Linked DNA regions of Homo sapiens: region 2 is linked to region 1. Evidence: read pairs that join two places in POLR2A ChIA-PET (ENCODE). Cell type or tissue: GM12878. All regions are shown on one strand. Links, peaks and the distances in the headings refer to the core of each region. The heading gives the core; the rest is flanking DNA. Region 1 has its middle 11 kb from the start of SOWAHA. Region 2 overlaps RAD50 (RAD50 double strand break repair protein).

Evidence for each region. Peaks named below come from ENCODE experiments on the same cell type or tissue, not always from the same donor. Only the 100,000 strongest peaks of a DNase experiment are listed, where the experiment ranks them.
Region 2: POLR2A ChIA-PET joins it to region 1 with 9 read pairs; 2 of 35 experiments call an interaction of 5 or more read pairs at or near these places.

The regions. Positions count from the first base shown.
Region 1 is chr5:132,794,301-132,810,283 of GRCh38, forward strand. No RefSeq gene overlaps it. Among named protein-coding and RNA genes, the nearest start is that of SOWAHA, 11 kb to the right of the region's middle. RefSeq lists a silencer at 14,177-14,471. In GM12878, for the core only: a CTCF peak has its summit at 8,182; no DNase peak of the experiment used is centred there.
Region 2 is chr5:132,627,892-132,631,891 of GRCh38, forward strand. The region is part of intron 21 of RAD50 (RAD50 double strand break repair protein); the gene reads left to right. It also overlaps a transcript of TH2LCRR not described here. Among named protein-coding and RNA genes, the nearest start is that of TH2LCRR, 26 kb to the right of the region's middle. In GM12878, for the core only: no CTCF peak of the experiment used is centred there; a DNase peak (open chromatin) is centred at 1,853; H3K27ac peaks cover 770 bases.

The DNA of each region.
Region 1 (15,983 bases), core at 4,762-8,761:
TGAGTGTGAGAGAAAAGAAAAATAAGATCCATGAGGTTAAGTAAAATTCCTTAGTTTTCAATTTGATTTAGAAGTTTTGTAGGAGTTAATGATATATCTTATCTTTAAAGAAATGCATTTCTAGCTCAGTCTACTGAAAAGGCCTAGAAAAATGACGAACCCAGTAACAATGAGAAACAAATGAGAGCAATGACTTTATTCCAGGTCTACAATGGAAAATATAAAAAATAGAAGTGGGACATCTTAAAGTTTCAGATATCAAAGAAGAGTTGAGGCAGGAGGCTTGGAGTCAACTAAAAAATGTTTCCACTGGCAAAAGAAGAGATAAACATTGAGAAAAAATTTTAAAATTCACAGTTTGCCTTTGGAAGAGATAGGGACTCATTATTTTTTAAAATGGTAAATAAAGGGAAAGAATCAAGCATTTATTCTACCTTTCCCATAGGGACCTCAAGATAACTAAATAGTAAATAATGGGAAATTTCTCTCTAACATAGGAATCCTGCAGCTAATAAATGAGTGATAACATAACTAGAACATCACCATGTCATAATCATTAATAAAACAATGGATCTATACAAGGACAATCAATGGCTGCTCACATCATAAAAAAGAGAGAAGTAGACATGATGTGCCTCCTTTTGGGAGCACACAATACTACCTATGAAAGTACCCCCAAAATAACACAACATAATCTGATCAATACTCTAGATTTCATTGTTAACTCACAGGAACTATAGGGAATAAAGGACTATGTCATACGTCACAGCAGGAATGCAATCAGCAAAACCCAGACTCTGGGAAACTTTACAAGACAAAACAAAAAAAAACCCAGTTTCTTTCAACAAATAAACTGCAAGGGAAAAAATGAGATGAAGGAACCATAAATTAAAAGAGACTCAAGAGACATATCGAACAATTGCAACTGGCTCCAATTCACACAAGCAAATGTTTATATATATATCAGGGAAATTTGAACACTGATCAGTTATTTGATGACATTAAGAAATCATTGAGAATTTTTAGGTGTGCTAATGGTATATTTATTATGTTTTTTTATAAGAGTCTTTATCTTTCTGGGACATATACTTAAATATTTTCTGGTGATATGATATCTGGGGGAAAAAATAATCCAGGAGAGGTGAGCAGTGGCTAGGAGTGTGGGTGAAATAAGGTTGGCTGAGAGTTGATAATTATTGGAATGGTGGATAGATATATAAGGGTTCATTATGGTATAGTTTTATCTCCTTTTATAGATGTTTGAAATTCTTTTTTTGTTTTTTTCAAGACAGGGTCTCACTCTGTTGCTCAGGCTGGAGTGCAGTGGTCGATCACAACTCACTTTAGCCTCCATCCCCCAGGCTTAAGCCATCCTTCCATCTCAGCCTCCTGAGTAGCTGGGACCACAGGTGCGTGCCACCATGCCCAGCTAATTTTTAAATTATCTGTAAAGATGAGGTCTCACTATGTTGCCTAGGCTGGTCTCAAACTCCTGGGCTCAGCCAGGCGCAGTGGCTCACACTTGTAATCCCAGCACTTTGGAAGGCCGAGGCAGGCAGATCACTTGAGGTCTGGAGCTCAAGACCAGCCTGACCAACATGGGGAAACCTCATCTCTGCTAAAAATACAAAATTAGCCAGGTGTGTTGGTGCATACCTGTAATCCCAGCTACTCGGGAGGCTGAGGTGGGAGAATTGCTTGAACCTGGGAGGCAGAGGTTGCGGTGAGCCAAGATCATGCCATTGCATTCCAGCCTGGGCAACAAGAGCGAAACTCGGTCTGAAAAATAAAAAATAAAAACTCCTGGGCTCAAGAGATCCTCCTGCCTTGGCCTCCCAAAGTGCTGGGATGTGCCTGGGCTGAAGTTTTCTATAACAAAAAGGTTAAAAAAAATTATTCCCTAAGGACCTTTTCTTAGGAAGTTACTTGATAGCATGCTTTAAAGCTACCAAAGCAAAAGAAAAAGACACATCATTCAGAAACAGTGCATCCAACCCAGGACAGCAGTTATAGGAAATCCCAGGAGGAGAGCTGAGAGCTGTGCAGCAAGTCAAGAGAGCAACCAGGCCAGACTGTCTCCAAGGCTCTTGGAGAGAGGTGAGGAGTTGGGGCAGAGCATTCAACAGAATAGATAGTACAACTGATGGCCTGGCAAATTTATAGAATGCAAAAAAAGAAGAAAGGCAATTAATTGCACTCCCAGAAAAACAAAATAGACAAGAAAGGCCAAACCCAAACATGAAGCAAACCGAAACACAGCACAGAGGTGGTTGGAGTAAACACCAATTTTCTTTTCTTTTCTTTGTTTTTTTTTTAGGTGGAGTCTTGCTCTGTTGCCCAGGCTGGAGTGCAGTGGCGCGATCTCAGCTCACCGCAACCTCAGTCTCCTGGGTCCAAGTGATTCTCCTGCCTCAGCCTCCCAAGTAGCTGGGACTGCAGGCATGCACCACCACACCCTGCTAATTTTTGTATTTTTAGTAGAGAAGGGGTTTCACCATGTTAGCCAGGCTGGTCTCGAACCCTTGACCTCAAGTGATCCACCGCCTTGGCCTCCCAAAGTGCTGGGATTACAGGCATGAGCCACCGTACCCAGCCAACACCATTTTTCATGGTTATTACGAAGTTAACTTTTTTTTCTTTCAGAATCAACTTAGAAAGAACTTACGGAGGATTTTACTATAGCTAAACGAAATGTAAATGTTATTGAACTCCATAATGTATGCCAAGATATAGACAAGGAATGGTTGGGTCACAGAAGGTGGATGGGAGGGTAGGAGCTCTAAAGTTTCCATCTTACAAAATGGTAAGTCAAAAGTTCAAGACTGATGAAGACAGACATTGAGGTTTAAGTATATTTTTTTAAATTTGAGAAGAGACCTGAGGAGGAACCAGGAATCCTCTGGAGAGACAAAGCCAAGCACGATAGCTCATGCATATAATCCCAACACTTTGGGAAGCCAAAGTGGGAAGGTCACTTGAGGCCAGAGAAGACCAGCCTGGAAAACATAGCAAGACAGCATCTCTAAAAAAATTCTAAAAATCAGCCAGGCATCATCATGTGCGCCTCTATCAGCTACTTGGGAGGCTGAGGCAGGGAAGGAACACTTGAGCCCAGGAGTCTGAAGTTGCAGTGAGCCTTGACTGCACCACTGCACTCCAGCCTGGATGACAGAGAGAGACCCTTCTCAAAAAAAAAAAAAAAAAAAAAAGGGGGAGACAAAAACCCTTATTTGTTAGAGTAGGCTATCCAAGGTTGATAAATCAACAAACATCAGTATAAGTATACTATTTGAAGATATGGAGATCATCACCAGGAGTACTAAAACACAGAACTGGCCAAAAGAAGTCCTATGGGGAGGAAGCCTGGAAGTGGGGATCACAGTGTCAGGACACTACCACTTTTCATTCCAAGCTCCTCTGTGCATGCATTGTTTTGATCAGAAGCTATATCATAGAGGGCATTGTGAGCCATTGAAAGTAGCTTACGGAGTTTTACACAGACAGCCAAGTGATATGGTTAAATCTGTTTTCTAAATGGAATGCTCCGGCTGTAAGCAGAAAACAGAGTGTGGAGGCAAGCCAGACTGGGAGCAAGGAGATTGGGTACAACAGGGAGAGGGGAGGGAGGACTGCAGCAGATGTCCAGGCTGAGTTGATTATGGCCTGGCATAAGAATGGAGAGAGCAGGAGGAATTCAGGAGGTACTAAAGAGGGTGAAGAAGAATCATGACAGATGCCCAGGTCTCTGCCAGACCCAGATTGGGTGGGTGATGGTGCCTTTTTTTGAGCTGGGGAACCCTGGGGGAGGGAAAGGAGGGTTAGGGAAGAAGATAACCAGTTCAGCTGGGACATGTTCAGCTTTAGTCATCAAGGATGTGTAAGGCCCTTAATGGTCTGGCACCAACCACCCTCTTCAACCTGTTTCTGCACTCACTCACCCCCAATCCTCATCCCTGGTCTGTTACCCTGTACTTCTCGCTGTTCCACAAACACACTATATGCCTTTGCTTGTGCTCCTCTGCCAGGAATGATTTCCTCCCCCATCTCAGCTTGCAGAGCTCCTGGTCTCAGCTTCAAGGTCATGTCTTCTCAAAGTGCCTTCAGACTCTCCCAAGGAAAAGGGCTCCTTCTCTGGGTGTCCCAGACAGCTAAAAGATACCCCGTCTATCCCTTTTTTTTCTTTTCTTTTTTTTTTCTTTTTTTTTTTTTTTTTTTTGAGGCAGAGTCTTGCTCTGTCACCCAGGCTGGAGTACAGTGATGTGATCTCAGCTCACTGCAACCTCTGCCTCCCAGGTTCAAGTGATTCTACTGCCTCAGCCTCCCAAGTAGCTGGGATTACAGGTGCATACCACCACGCCCAGCTAAGTTTTATATTTTTAATAGAGACGAGGTTTCACCATGTTGGCCAGGCTGGTCTCGAACTCCTGTCCTCAAGTGATCCACCTGCCTCGGCCTCCCAAAGTGCCAGGATTACAGGAGTGAGCCACTGCACCCCCACCAACCCTACTGTCTATCCATGAGCACATCTTCCCGCAGATCTCTGTTTATATATGTATCTTCTCCATCAGGAAATGGTTTTACAGAAAACAAGAGCTGCCACCTATTATCCTTTGTATTTTTAGCTCTGAACTGGAAGTACTAAGGTGTTTCATCTTGTCAACTCTATCAGCTTGGTGATGGCTACCTGGAATGCCACATGGAAGATGATTCCAGAAAGATGCAGGCCATGCAGAGTGGTAGTGGGGTGCCAGAAAGTGCATGGGTGAAGGAGGAGGCAGGGACCAGGAGTTTTTCAAAGGAACTAACAAGAAACACCCCTCCCAAGGGCTGTAAAAAGCGACTGCTGGGCCGGGTGTGGTGGCTCACGCCTGTAATCCCAGAACTCTGGGAGGCTGAGGCAGGTGGATCACCTGAGGTCAGGAGTTCGAGACCAGTCTGACCAACATAGTGAAACCCCCATCTCTACTAAAAACACAAAAAACTAGCCGGACGTGGTGGCATGCACCTGTAGTCCCAGCTACTCAGGAGGCTGAGCCAGGAGAATCGTTTGAACCCGGGAGGCGGAGGTTGCAGTGAACTGAGATCGCACCATTGCATTCCAGCCTGGGCAACAAAAGTGAAACTCTGTCTCAGAAAAAAAAAAAAAAAAAGGTGACTACTGGCCTGTCTTATCACATCAAATACCTTGTAGAATGAGGAGCCTTCCTTGGAGTCAGAATACCTTTATGCTATAGGGAAGTTTTGCTCCTAAAATGTGATCCACACGTCAAGACTCTCCAACATGCAGCCAAAGCCATAGCTTTAGTTGAGACATGCCTGGGCCAGATCTCCTCACAGCCTCAGGTCATCTGAGTTCAAAGGCCTGAGGAATGCCACTCATATTTCAGGATAGAATCTTCCATTCCAGCAAGATTTGAGTAAACCCACCATTTCCTTCTAACCTTCGGTATTTGTTTCCTGTAGCTGCCATAACAAAATACTGCAAACTGGGTAACTTAATACAACAGAAAATTATTCTCTCACAGTTCTGGGGCCAGGAGTCCAACATCAAGGTATCAGCAGGGTCTCGGTCCCTCGGAAGGCTCTGGGGGAGAATCCCTCCTCAATACTTCCAGCTTTACGTGGCTGCAGATGTTCCTGGGCTTTCTTGGCAGCATCACTCCCATCTCTGCCTCCATCTTCATTTGGCCTTCTCCGTTTCTCCCACTGTGTCTTCTCCTCTTTTTTTTTTTTTTTTTTTCTTTTGAAACAGGGTCTCACTCTGTCGCCCAGGCTAGAGTGCAATGGTGCAGTCTCGGCTCACTGCAACCTCCACCTCCCAGGCTCAAGCGATTCTCCTGCCTCAGCCTCCTGAGTAGCTGGGATTACAGGTGTGCGCCACTACCACCCGGCTAATTTTTGTATTCTTAGTAGAGGCGGGGTTCCACCATGTGAGCCAGGCTGGTCTCGAACTCCTGGCCTCAAATAATCTGCCTGCCTCGGCCTCCCAAAGTGCTGGGATTACAGGTGTGAGCCACCGTGCCTGGCCCTCCTCTTCTGTCTCTTATAAGACACTTGTCATTGGATTTAGGGCCTGCCTGGATAATCTAGGATATTCTTATCTCAAGATCCTTAATTTAATTACATCTACAAAGATCTTTTTTCCAAATAAGGTCACATTAACAGGTTCTAAGACATAGACTTATCTTTAGGGGGCTACCATCTAACTCACTACATCTTCTGAATGGAAAATAACAAATAGTACCTAGGATGGGTTAACTTTGAGACATAAACAGTTTCTCTTAATGGAAACAAACAATGGTCTTTACAAATTTAGACTGAATAGTGAAAAACTACCATGAAAAAGCAGCAGCAAAAAAGCCCCATCCTAACGAACAACATTAATGTGATTGTTTTTGTCCTCGCTGTCACAGCCACACAGAAGGCTCTGTGCAGACTGTGGTCTTATTGTCTCTCCCCTGGAAAGTTCCTAAGCCCCAGTATGTTGAGCTTTTAGGACACTAGAACATTGTGACATTTTGCCAAAATTTTCCAGTTAAAAAATAAAGGATTATTTTGCCCAGGAAATTCTATCATCATTGCTAATGAAGACAAAGATTGGAGAAGGAAGAAGAGAGGAAGAAACACAGTGCCATGCATAAATAACCAAGCTGCAGCCTCTAGCCTCTTACCACTAATAAACAAATGCTCAAGAGCTTGTGTTTTAGAGACAGAAACTTATTCTGGGGGAAGCAGAGCCTTTCTTCCTGCTGAGTGCCCCCAGCATAATCTGTGTTTTGTTGTTGTTGCTGTTCCTTGCTCTTGCTCCAGCCATTTTTATCTGGAACTGAAGTCCTGTAGCTGCCATAATAAATTCCTGCAAACCGAGTAGCTTAAAACAACAGAAACTTACTCTGTTACAGTTGTGGAGACCAGAGGTCCCCAATTAAGGTGTCAACAGGGTCCCACTCCCTCTGAGGGCTCTAGGGGAGAAACCTTCCCTGCCTAAAGGTTAGTAGTGGAAATGTTTGTGCTGCTAACTGTGCTACGCTTACTTCCATTCATCAACATCTGGGAAGGTAACAGGTAACCAGAAGTTTACATTCTGAAAACTTCCAGAAAAACATCCCTCTCCACGGCCCCACTTCTAGCTCCTGAAATCATGAGACTCAAACCACTTCAACCTACTGTAACATATCCAAGGTGTTAATTGACTCTCACCCTAGGATGAGAGTCAGGTATGTAGACAGTAACCTCTGATCCCACTTTGAAAAGGAAAAATCCAAGTGATGAGAGTGGCGTTGGTGGTGTAATGGTTATAGTGGTTATAGTGGTGTGCCTAGCTGCCTTCTGATACAATGAGAGTCACTGCCATGTGAAGAATTGTTACTGTTTTGTCATTATCAATAGTTATTGAACATAAGGTACATAGACAGTAACCTGGGACCTCATTCTGAAAAAAAAAAAAAAAAACTCAAAGTGACCACAGTCACTACTATGTGACAAATTCTTGCCATTTAATCATTGTAAATATTTATCAAATATTTAGAGCTATACCCCAACTCATGAGGACATAGACTCTTACTCTTTGGAACTTGGGCCACCCGGGGAATAGGTAGCTGAAAGGAGACCTGCATTCATCCCTGTTTTCATTTAGCATTGCCAATATTTCACTGATGCTTAGTTAGGTAAGTAAAATCAGTACTATCAATGACTTCTTCCCCAGACCACACACCCTCAAAGGTAGAGTTCACCTTCCTGTTTCTTGCTCGTTGTTCAGTATCACAAATTATTCCTCTGAAGGCTGTAAATAAAACTCTCCAATATTTACATAGCTGATGGTCTCAAAGTGGCAAGCAAGCAGATCTTCTGAGAATCTCTAGACCATCTGGCTGCCTACCCACCCTGCCGCCCACCTCATGTCCTGCTCCCTCCACCACACAGACCTAGCTTGACTCCTCCCCGAAACACCTCCCCTCTAGAAAGGAGATTGTCAATCAACACCTGACATTCAGTCTTTTACTACTGCTTACTTCAAATTATTTTAAGCTCTCTGTGAATTAGCTCTTGGAATCATTGAATAGGAAACCCGATAAGCTGATGTTTAAGGATTTTTTCCTACCTTTAACCAAGTTGCTAAATAGAGGGCAAATTAAACATGGTATACTAAGCCTGGTGCAGTGACACATGCCTGTAGTGCCACCTAGTTGAGAGGCTGAGGCCGGAGGATCACTTGAGCCCAGGAGTTCCAAACCCAACCTGGGCAACATAGTAAGATTCCATCTCTAAAGACAAGCAAACATGGTACACTAGTACAACAAGAGTTTAGGGGATAATTGAGTTATTTCTACCTGTCATCTCTAAAGCCAGGACAAGGTTGTTTCAACAAGGAATGTTGTTGGTGGATTTCACATTTCCAGACATTTGGTGCTGTAATCTCCAAGCCCATCTGCATGGGTGATATGGTTTGGCTGTGTCCCCACCCAAATCTCATCTTAAATTGTAGCTCCCAAAATTCCCACGTGTCATGGGAGGCACCCCGTGGGAGGTAATTGAATCATGGGAGTGGGTCTTTCCTGTGCTGTTTTTGTGATTGTGAATTAGTTTCGCAAGATCTGATAGTTTTATACAGGGGTGTTTCCTTGCACAAGTTTCCTCTTGCCTGCCTCCAGGTGAGACGTGCCTTTTACCTTCCACCATGATTGTGAGGCCTCCCTAGCCACGTGGAGCTGTAAGTCCATTAAACTTCTTTTTCTTTATAAATTACCCAGTCTTGGGTATGTGTTTATCAGCAGAGTGATAACAGACTAATACAATGGGAAGCTGCATGGAATACAAGTCTGACCTCTGAGTTGCTAATTCATCCACCTTGACCAAGCAGGGACTCCATTTCATAACTAAAGAAATGGTTAAAACAGCACTTTGATTTCTGTGGGATTGGTGGTGATATCCCTTTTATCATTTTTTATTGCGTCTATTTGATTCTTCTGTCTTGTTTTCTTTATTAGTCTTGCTAGTGGTCTATCAATTTTGTTGATCTTTTCAAAAAACCAACTCCTGGATTCATTGATTTTTTGAAGGGTTTTTTGGGTCTCTATCTTCTTCAATTCTGCTCTGATCTTAGTTATTTCTGCTAGCTTTCGAATTTGTTTGCTCTTGCTTCTCTAGTTCTTCTAATTGTGATGTTAGGGTGTCGATTTTAGATCTTTCCTGCTTTCTCTTGTGGGCATTTAGTGCTATAAACCTCCCTATAAACACTGCTTTAAATGTGTCCCAGAGATTCTGGTACATTGCGTCTTTGTTCTCATTGGTTTCAAAGAATATCTTTATTTCTGCTTTCATTTCATTATTTATCCAGTAGTCATTCAGGAGCAGGTTGTCCAGTTTCCATGTAGTTGTGCGGTTTTGAGTGAATTTCTTAATCCTGAGTTCTAATTTGATTGCACTGTGGTCTGAGAGACAGTTTGTTGCGATTTCTGTTCTTTTACATTTGCTGAGGACCAGAGGTACAAAGAGGAGCTGGTACCAGTCCTTCTGAAACTATTCCAATCAATAGAAAAAGAGGGAATCCTCCCTAACTCATTTTATGAGGCTCAGCATCATCCTGATACCAAAGCCTGGCAGAGACACAACAAAAAAAGAGAATTTTAGACCAATATTCCTGATGAATATCGATGCGAAAAATCCTCAATAAAATACTGGCAAACCAAATCCAGCAGCACATCAAAAAGCTTATCCACCATGATCAAGTCGGCTTCATCCCTGGGATGCAAGGCTGGTTCAACATATGCAAATCAATAAACATAATCCATCACATAAACAGAACCAATGACAAAAACCACATGATTATCTCAACAGATGCAGAAAAGGCCTTCAACAAAATTCAACAGTGCTTCATGCTAAAAACTCTCAATAAACTAGGTATTGATGGAACGTATCTCAAAATAATAAGAGCTGTTTATGACAAACCCACAGCCAATATCATACTGAATGGGCAAAAACTGGAAGCATTCCCTTTGAAAACTGGCACAAGACAGGGATGCCCTCTCTCGCCACTCCTATTCAACATAGTGTTGGAAGTTCTGGCCAGGACCATCAGGCAAGAGAAAGAAATAAAGGCTATTCAATTAGGAAAAGAGGAAGTGAAATTGTCCCTGTTTGCAGATGACATGATTGTATATTTAGAAAACCCTATCATCTCAGCCCAAAATCTCCTTTAACTGGTAAGCAACTTCAGCAGTCTCAGGATACAAAATCAATGTGCAAAAATCACAAGCATTCCTATACACCAATAACAGACAAACAGAGAGCCAAATCATGAGTGAACTCCCATTCACAATTGCTACAAAGAGAATAAAATATCTAGGAATCCAACTTACAAGGGATGTGAAGGACCTCTTCAAGGAGAACTACAAACCACTGCTCAATGAAATAAAGGAGGACACAAAAAAATGGAAGAATATTCCATGCTCATGGATAGGAGAATCAATATTGTGAAAATGGCCATACTGCCCAAGGTAATCTATAGATTCAATGGCATCCCCATCAAGCTACCAATGACTTTCTTCACACAATTAGAAAAAAGTACTTTGAACTTCATATGGAACCAAAAAAGAGCCCACATTGCCAAGACAATCCTAAGCAAAACAAACAAAGCTGGAGGCATCACGCTACCTGACTTCAAACTATACTACAAGGCTACAGTAACCAAAACAGCATGGTACTGGTACCAAAACAGAGATATAGACCAATGGAACAGAACAGAGCCCTCAGAAATAACACCACACATCTACAGCCATCTGATTTTTGACAAACCTGACAAAAACCAGAAATGGGGAAAGGATTCCCTATTTAATAAATGGTGCTGGAAAAACTGGCTAGCCATATGTAGAAAGCTGAAACTGGATCCCTTCCTTACACCTTATACAAAAATTAATTCAAAATGGATTAAAGACTTAAATGTTAGACCTAAAACCATAAAAACCCTAGAAGAAAACCTAGGCAATACCATTCAGGACATAGGCATGGCAAGGACTTCATGACTAAAACACCAAAAGCAATGGCAACAAAAACCAAAATAGACAAATGGGATCTAATTAAACTAAAGAGCTTCTGCATGGCAAAAGAAACTACCATCAGAGTGAACAGGCAACCTACAGAATGGGGAAAATTTTTGCAATCTACCCATCTGATAAAGGGCTAATATCCAGAATCTACAAAGAATTTAATTTACAAGAAAAAAACAACCCCATCAAAAAGTGAGCAAAGGATATGAACAGACACTTCTCAAAAGAAGACATTTATGCAGCCAACAGACACATGAAAAAATGCTCATCATCGCTGGTTATCAGAGAAATGCCAATGAAAACCACAATGAGATACCATCTCACGCCAGTTAGAATGGCGATCATTAAAAAGTCAGGAAACAACAGATGCTGGAGAGTATGTGGAGAAATAGGAACACTTTTACACTGTTGGTGGGAGTGTAAACTAGTTCACCCATTGTGGAAGACAGTGTGGTGATTCCTCAAGGATCTAGAGCTAGAAATACCATTTGACCCAGCCATCCCATTACTGGGTATATACCCAAAGGATTATAAATCATGCTACTATAAAGACACATGCACATGTATGTTTATTGCGACACTATTCACAATAGCAAAGACTTGGAACCAACCCAAATGTCCAACAAGGATAGACTGGATTAAGAAAATGTGGCATATATACACCATGGAATACTATGCAGCCATAAAAAAGGATACGTTCACGTCCTTTGCAGGGACATGGATGAAGCTGGAAACCATCATTCTGAGCAAACTATCACAAGGACGGAAAACCAAATACCACATGTCCTCACTCACAGGTGGAAACTGAACAATGAGAACACTTGGACACAGGGTGGGGAACATCACATACCGGGGCCTGTCAGAGGGTGGGGGACAGGGGGAGGGATAGCATTAGGAGAAATACCTAATGTAAATGACGAGTTAATGAGTGCAGCAAACCAACATGACACATGTATACCTATGTAACAAACCTGCACGTTGTGCACATGTACCCTAGAACTTAAAGTATAAAAAATAAAAATAAAAATAAAAATAAACAGCACTTTGAGCCAGGCACATTGACAGCTGCCTGTCATCTCAGCAACTCGGAAGGCTGAGGCAGGGGATCACTTCAGCCCAGCAGTTCCAGACAAGCCCAGGCAACATAGCAAGACTCTGTCTCAAACAACAACAACAACAACAACAATAAAAGACTAGCATTTTGCAGGCCTCTCAGATTAGGCCCTTCCTAATTCAGACGGTGTCCCACATGAAAGAAAAGCTGACCCCAGGGAACACGTATTCTATTTTATGGAATGAAGTGTTGCCCATTAAAAGAAAAAAAAAAGAAAGAAAGAAAGAAAAAGAAAAACTGACCCCCCAAATGTCCCAGGGGTAGGGGAGCAGGTATACTCTTTTAAATAAAAACTCAGGCCGGGCACGGTGGCTCACGCCTATAATCCCAGCACTTTGGGAGGCCGAGGCAGGCGGATCACGAGGTCAGGAGTTCAAGACCATCCTGTCCAACATGGTGAAACCCCGTCTCTACTAAAATACAAAAAATTAGCCGGGCATGGTAGTACACGCCTGTAGTCCTAACTACTCGGAGGCTGAGGCAGGAGAATCCCTTGAACCCGGGAGGCAGAAGTTGCAGTGAGCCGAGACTGTGCCACTGCACTCCGGCCTGGCAACAGAGCGAGACTCCGTCTCAAAAAAACCACAAACAAAAAACACCTCATACCTGAGAAGGCAAGGGACTGAAAGGGATGATTAAAGATGGGTAGCAAAGGGCACCAACTGCTGGAGATTCATGAAGCCAGGACACAGCTTTCCAAGTCTCCGTGGACCAGGTCTGTGGCTCCCTACTTAGCAACCAAGCAATAGTCTGAGCAATCAGAGAAGCAGCAGCCTGAAAAATGAACTGCAGAGTCAAAAACTCAGTCTACAGCAGAAACACGTGAGCTGACACTTTCACTCAGATTTAGAAATAAAGTTCTTTTGACCTTAGAGAGAAGTGGGCTTAACAAGCTGCAGGCATGAGAGAGGTCCCCTTTGCTTCCCCTGGGCTGGAAGCAAGAACAAAGCACGATTTGTTCCGGAAGTTGACCGCAAAAGCTTGATATCTGGGCAAAGTCCCTTTACAGCCACTGCTGGGCAGCCCATCCCCCTCAAGTCCCTGGAGCTCCTGCCTCCTGGGACCGGAGGAACTCTTCTTTACAGATGAGATGTATTGGTGAGACACCAGGGGGCAGAGGTGGCAGGCTGCGTTGGATAAACGCAATGGAAGGAGCTGATTTGCACTGCCATGGTAGGGGAGAAGACATTTACAAACATTAAGCATCCGCTACAGCTCTTGGTGGGGCCTAGGCATGGGGTTCAGAGGGTAGTGTGGATTGGAATAAGGAATAGAACAGAACAGAATACAGACCAGGCGTGATGGCTCACGCCTATAATCCCAGCACTTTGGGAGGCCGAGGTGGGCAGATCACCTGAGGTCAGGAGTTTGAGACCAGCCTGAACAACATGGTGAAACCCTGTCTCTACTAAAAACACAAAAATACCATTGGCAGGCATCTGTAATCCCAGCTACTCAGGAGGCTGAAGCAGGAGAATCACTTGAACCCAGGAAGCAGAGGTTGCAGTGAGCCAAGATCGTGCCATCGCACTCCAGCCTAGGGGACAAGAGCGAGACTTTGTCTCAAAAATAATAATATAAATGTAATGTAACATAGCATAAGATTATGAAATTATTTTATTTTATATTTAAATATTGTAGCTTTAAAAATTACAGAGGGCCTCTACCCTGATCTGCTTCATATTTAAGATACTGAGATAAGAACAAATAGCCTTCCTATTTCATTCTCCATGTTCAAGACACATCATGGAATTTTATCCTTGCTATAAATATACATTTTATATTTGATTTTCCTAATGTTGCGGGCAAACTGCTGGGTCACTGGAAGAATTGATTCTCTGGCCTCACTGGCAACAGGGCATCAAAACTGAAAAGCAGCCTGGGGAACTGGATGTCATTAGCATCCTCACTGTAATGTTTGCTCAAACTATAAACTTATCACTTAAAATATTAAAGCAGAGTATGTTCAGAAGCACAAGCATAAATAAAAGTTTAAGTAAGGTATTTGTGAGGAGTTTTTCCCTACTTTATTTATTAAACATTCAGAACATCAATTTTAAATCATCAGTGACCTAACTTTGCATGGTAAATGAGCATAGGCAGGTAGCCTGGGGTTCCAGTTTGAGCTCAGCCAATTGTTAACTGTGACCTTGGCCAAGTTTCCTTATGTAGCTCAGAGCCTGAAGCCTGTTAAGCACTGTCAATAAACGGCTTGTACTAGCAATTCCTGTTCAATCAGTATTTAATCCTTGTCTACTCTTAGCGATCATGAAACCACCATTGCAAAATTATAACTGAGACAGTGAAAGAGATCTGATCTTACTAACTCCATCTTGCTTCTAACCTCCAAGTTGTCCTTGTTCATTCCTGAGCATAGGCCAAATTAACTTTGGGAGAAACTTAGTTTATAGTTTGAAACAAAGATGGTAACAGCCCTTTCCCAAAATGAACTAGACTGCCTTTGTAGAATTAACAAATTAGCCAAAAGATTAGATTATGGTTTAGAAGTCAGGCAGCTGGAGGCTGCAAGATTCTAAACCTCCCCAAATTGCCCCTGGGGATAACGTCACTATTGTGAAGCCTAAGATCAGTTCTTGAGATATTTTGCAGACCCTGTACTTGATGCATCAGCTGGCACCACCCAGGCTCGTAAACTGGCTCATCTGGTCTTGTAGCCCCCACCCAGGAGCTGACTCAATGCAAGAGGACAGCTTCAACTCCCTGTGATTTCATCTCTGACCTGACCGATCAGAACCCCCAATTCACTGGCCCCCCTACCCACCAAATTATCCTTAAAAACTCCAGTCCCTAAATTCTCAGGGAGACTGATTTGAGTAATAATAAAACTCTGGTCTTCTTGCACAGCCAGCTCTGTGTGAATTACTCTTTCTCCATTGCAATTCCCCTGTCTTGATAAATCGGCTCTGTCTAGGCAGTGGGCAAGGTAAATTAATCCATTGGGGGGTTACAATCATAGTCAAAATTAGTTCAAACCACATAAATCAATAATGATCTTTAACAGAGAGTGCTCTCCCTCATCTCTCTTCTTGGAGACAAGAGATGGTAACAAAAGTCCAAGTTGAAGCTTCACTACCTATGAGATCATGGAAATGACTTTTCAAGGAACACAACAATTGGCCCAGAAAAAGGTAGGAAAATAAAATATAAAAAGTAGCTATTGAAATGAAAATTAAAACAAAGGGAATATAACTTTAAAAGTGAAAACAAGACAATATAATGCAAGTTCTGTTTCTGAAGTATCTTTGGCACCCATCCACTGTCCGAGCTTGATAAGCCCTACCGTCTTCCACTGGACCCTGCCACTACCTCCCCAGGGTCCCCTCTTCCGCCCATTCGCCACACCAGTCTTGACTAAGGTAACATGGGTTCTTAGCAACACGCGGTCTAATCCCATGTGTACCAAATGGTGTAGATGGTTGTGTATATATCTATGGATGTACAGAGAAAAACTCCTCACAGCATAAACTAAAAAATATCAAGTGGCTCTCTAACATGTGACATATTCTTTTTATATTTTAGAAACTATTGAGAATTGGAAAAAACATTAATTCTATAATCAGAAAATAAAGCCACTTTTTAAAAAGAAGAAAGCAAGCTCTCAATGACATTCTACTGCAAACAGGGCAAAGTCCAAACTACCATTTAAGGCCCTTCACCCATCACCCCAGATGACTTTTCCAACATTATATTTTTCCATATCCCTGGCACACACCCTGAACTTCAAACACACTGGACACTCTTTACCCTGAATTCAGCCTTCATAGTCCCACTTTCTTTTTTTGTTGCCCAGGCTGGAGTGCAGT
Region 2 (4,000 bases), core at 1-4,000, 170 kb before region 1:
GCAGTGAAAATGGAGAGAAGTGATAGACTTGGGATTTGTTCTGGAGAGAGAGTTGACAGGCCTTGCTTCTGAATTGAGTGTAAGGGAGGGAAAGTAAAATAACCAAAGGTTGCTCCTACATATTTTTGCTTGAACAACAGGATATTGGGAGAACAGGTTGCCATTCCCTAAAATGGGTGGGACTGGGGAGAGAAAATCAGTAGTTCCGTTTTGTACACTTTAAGTTTGAAGTGCCTGTAGATATCTAAGCAGAGCTGTCAAGCAGGCAGTTGGATATATAACCTCGAGCCTAGAGTTCAAGTGAAAGGTGTACACTGGGGAGTCATCAGCATATCCACGGCATTTAACCCATGAGATGAGATCACATGTGGAATGAGCATAGAGAGAGAAGGGAAAGGTCCCACCACTAGTTATGTTTGCAAATCCAGTAAATAAGCAGCTGGTGATGTGGGAAAAGATTTTAAAAGATGTGGTATCTTGAAAACCAAGTGAAGCAAATATATCAAGAATCTAATGCTATTTGGAGTCAAATAAGATAAGGACTAAGAAGTGGCCCTTAAATTTGACAAAATGGAAGTTGTTAATGACTGAGGAGCAGTCAGTGGCACAGTTGGAACTGAAGCCCGGTCAAGTTGGGTGGGGAGAGAATGGGTAGTAAGAAATGGAGACAGCAGCCGGGCACGGTGGCTCACACCTGTAATCCCAGCACTTTGGGAGGCCAGGGCGGGTGGATCACCTGAAGTCAGGAGTTCGAGACCAGCCTGACCAACATGGGGAAACCACGTCTCTACTAAAAATGCAAAAATTAGCTGGGCCTGGTGGTGCCTAGCCTGTAATCCCAGCTACTCAGGAGGCTGAGGCAGGAGAATCGCCTGAACCCGGGAGGCGGAGGTTGCAGTGAGCCAAGATCGTGCCATTGTACTCCAGCCTGGGCAACAAGAGAAAAAAACTGTCTCAGAAAAAAAAAAGAAAAAGAAATGGAGACAGAGAATATAGATAATTCTTATAACAACTTCTCCTGTGACGGGGAGCAAGAAAAATGGGGCAATGGTTAGAGTGGACCAGGGACCAAGTTAAATAGGCAGGTTGGTTTTGTTTTCAATTTTACTTGTAAGTATTTTGCTGCAAGGTCAGCTCTTCTCTTACAGCCCATTGACCTGCAGACCTGGGGTTTCATATGTATTCACTGAATAGAAAAACATACGTAGGAGCTCTCCAGCTATCCCTGCATACCCTGAGAACCAGTGGCAGCAGGAATAAGAATTCCCTTCACTTCCAAGATTAGGCTATAAGAGAAAAAATAAAAAAGAATTCAACAACCCTTGCTCTGCCACTTTCTTGTCAGGCTCTGGGAAAACAGGAATATCTTTCCCTGTCCCTCCTCCAAACTGCTGACAGTCTGTCTGATGGAGACCTTGGTAGGTGCTCCATAGTCTGTTTTTGACCTGGGCCTGGGATAAGAAGGAAGGGCTTTTCAGCAGAGAAAAGTGCCTCAGTCACAGAGGCATGCTGAGCAGAATGAGGACCTATGAGGGAGCTTGGTGGAGCCTGGCGGGGTGGAGAGGTACAGGAGTGCTTTCTAGCAATTTAGGCTTGTTAAGGAACAAAGCCAGGCTGTTTACTGAGTTCTCTTACCTGGTACTCAGATGGATTCTTCTAAATGAAAAGAGGTGATACAAATTTCCCCAAAATTGAGTCTTTGTGGCTTATGCTCGCAAACAGTGGCCTTCTCAAGATTTATACGGTGAGCCCTAAATTTGCCTTCTCACCCAGAAGAAAGTAAGGTACAAAATTTCCCTCATTCTTTCACGTCTTAGAATAAAGCATGCAGTCAGTGTAATTGTTGCGTTCAGCTGTCTATTTAAGGTAACACAGGAAGTCAGCAGTGCATTTTCAAGAAAAGCTGATTACCATCTGTTATTAGTAATCATCTAAAAACATCACTAAGTATAAGCATTGGCAGTGGTCAGAGACACATAGATGAAAAGGGGGAAATTATCCATCATTTGGAATGTATTACCCCATACTAATACAATATACCAATTTAAATGATGTTAGAATATATCACTCAAGATATGGTGTTCTACCCCATGCCCAAAATGTTCTACTCTCATTTTTCCCCAGATGTGGAAGGTTGCATATTAGGTAATACTTTTTTTTTTTTTTTTGAGACAGAGTTTCGCTCTTTTTGCCCAGGCTGGACTCCAATGGTGCGATCTCAGCTCACTGCCATCTCCACCTCCCGGGTTCAAGCAATTCTTCTGCCTCGGCCTCCCAAGTAGCTGGGATTACAGGCGCCTGCCACCACACCCGGCTAATTTTTTGTATTTTTAGTAGAGACGGGGTTTCACCATGTTGGCCAGGATGGTCTTGATCTCTTGACCTTGTGATCCACCTGCCTTGGCCTCCCAAAGTGCTGGGATTACAAGCATGAGCCACGCACCTGGCCAGGTCATGCTTCTTTTAAGACTCATTGTAAACACGTAACCTTTACAGTTTTGCATCCAAGGTAGCCAGCTTTCTGTGAGGCTCTTCAGAGCCTGGGTCCCTGCATTCGAGGGGAGCTTCAGATGAGGGCTTTATTCAGGGCTCACCTTAGAGTCACCATCTCTATCATGACCATGGATGCAGTAAGGTTTCACAGTAGCTCCTGCAACCTCAAGAGGGTAGATTACAAAACCCAAAGATAGCCAGTGGTGTTTCACACCTAAACAAATGTTTATCTTGCCATAGTGATTGAACCATAGGCTGAATTGTAAAAGCTGATGTTTGGGAGTCTAGCTAAAGAAAACTAAGTTAATAGGTTTAAAGAAGCAAGAGCTGGAAGGGTCTTCTCCTGGAAGGTGAGATATTGGTCTGTGGGGTGTCCAAGGGAGAGAATCCAGTCATGGGTTCTTAGCTTCTCTTTCTGGTTGGACCAGTAAAGCCTCTTCCTCATCCCTCTTTTCTGCTCATCACTAGAGACAAAACTAAAAACCATGGCTTCAGTCTGCTAAAAGCCTAGAACAAAACAGAACAACAAAATAAGGCAGGCTGGACAAGCTTGTTAAGACTTTCATGGATTACCAGAAATATAAATGCCATTAAAGCCATCATTTTTCCTCATAAAATGCAATCGATTGTTACTGAAATTTTTAATGAAATCTTTCAGACTCTTAATGAGTATTTAAATATCAGACTAAAGTAATTTATAAATCATTATTTTCTGAGCTCCGAGAGAGTCTCACTTTTTTTTTTTTTTTTTTTTAAGACAGAGTCTGGCTCTGTCACCCAGGCTGGAGTTCATTCTTGCAAACTCGGCTCACTGTAACCTCCACCTCCCAGGTTCAAGCGATCCTCCTGCCTCAGCCTCCCAAATAGCTGGGATTACAGGTGCCCACCACCACACCGGCTAATTTTTGTATTTTTAGTAGAGATAGAGTTTTACCATGTTGGCCAGGGTGGTCTCTAACATCTGACCTCAAGTGATTTACCCACCTTGGCCTCCCAAAGTGCTGGGATTACAGGCGTGAGCCACCTCACCTGGCCTCTCACTTTAAGAGCCAGTTTTCACAAAGAAATCATACTACTTCGCATGAGTTAGTATATGCATTTAACTGAGAGATGTGCATACTCCAGGCAGGTGGTGGAGCTGATACACTAGCCAGATGGCTACTTGACCATAACAGTTTGCAGCCCATGAAATTCAAATCTTTGCCTCACCAGACAGTCATGGACTTTCAAGGTCATTCTGTAAGTTATTTGATGTTAAATGCCTGTAAAGTCCAAGTGATAAAAGCGTGTTAAGTTAATTGGGCCACTATATGTCACTCAATAGCTCCTATAGGGTTCTTGTACAGGATCTCACTCTGTCACCCAGGCTGGAGTGCAGTGCTATGATCACAGCTCACTGCAGCCTTGACTTCCTGGGATCAAGCTATCCTCCCACCTTAGCTTCCCAAAGTGCTGGGATTGCAGGTGTGAGCCACCGCACCCAGCCCAGAGCTGCCTTCTTTCCATG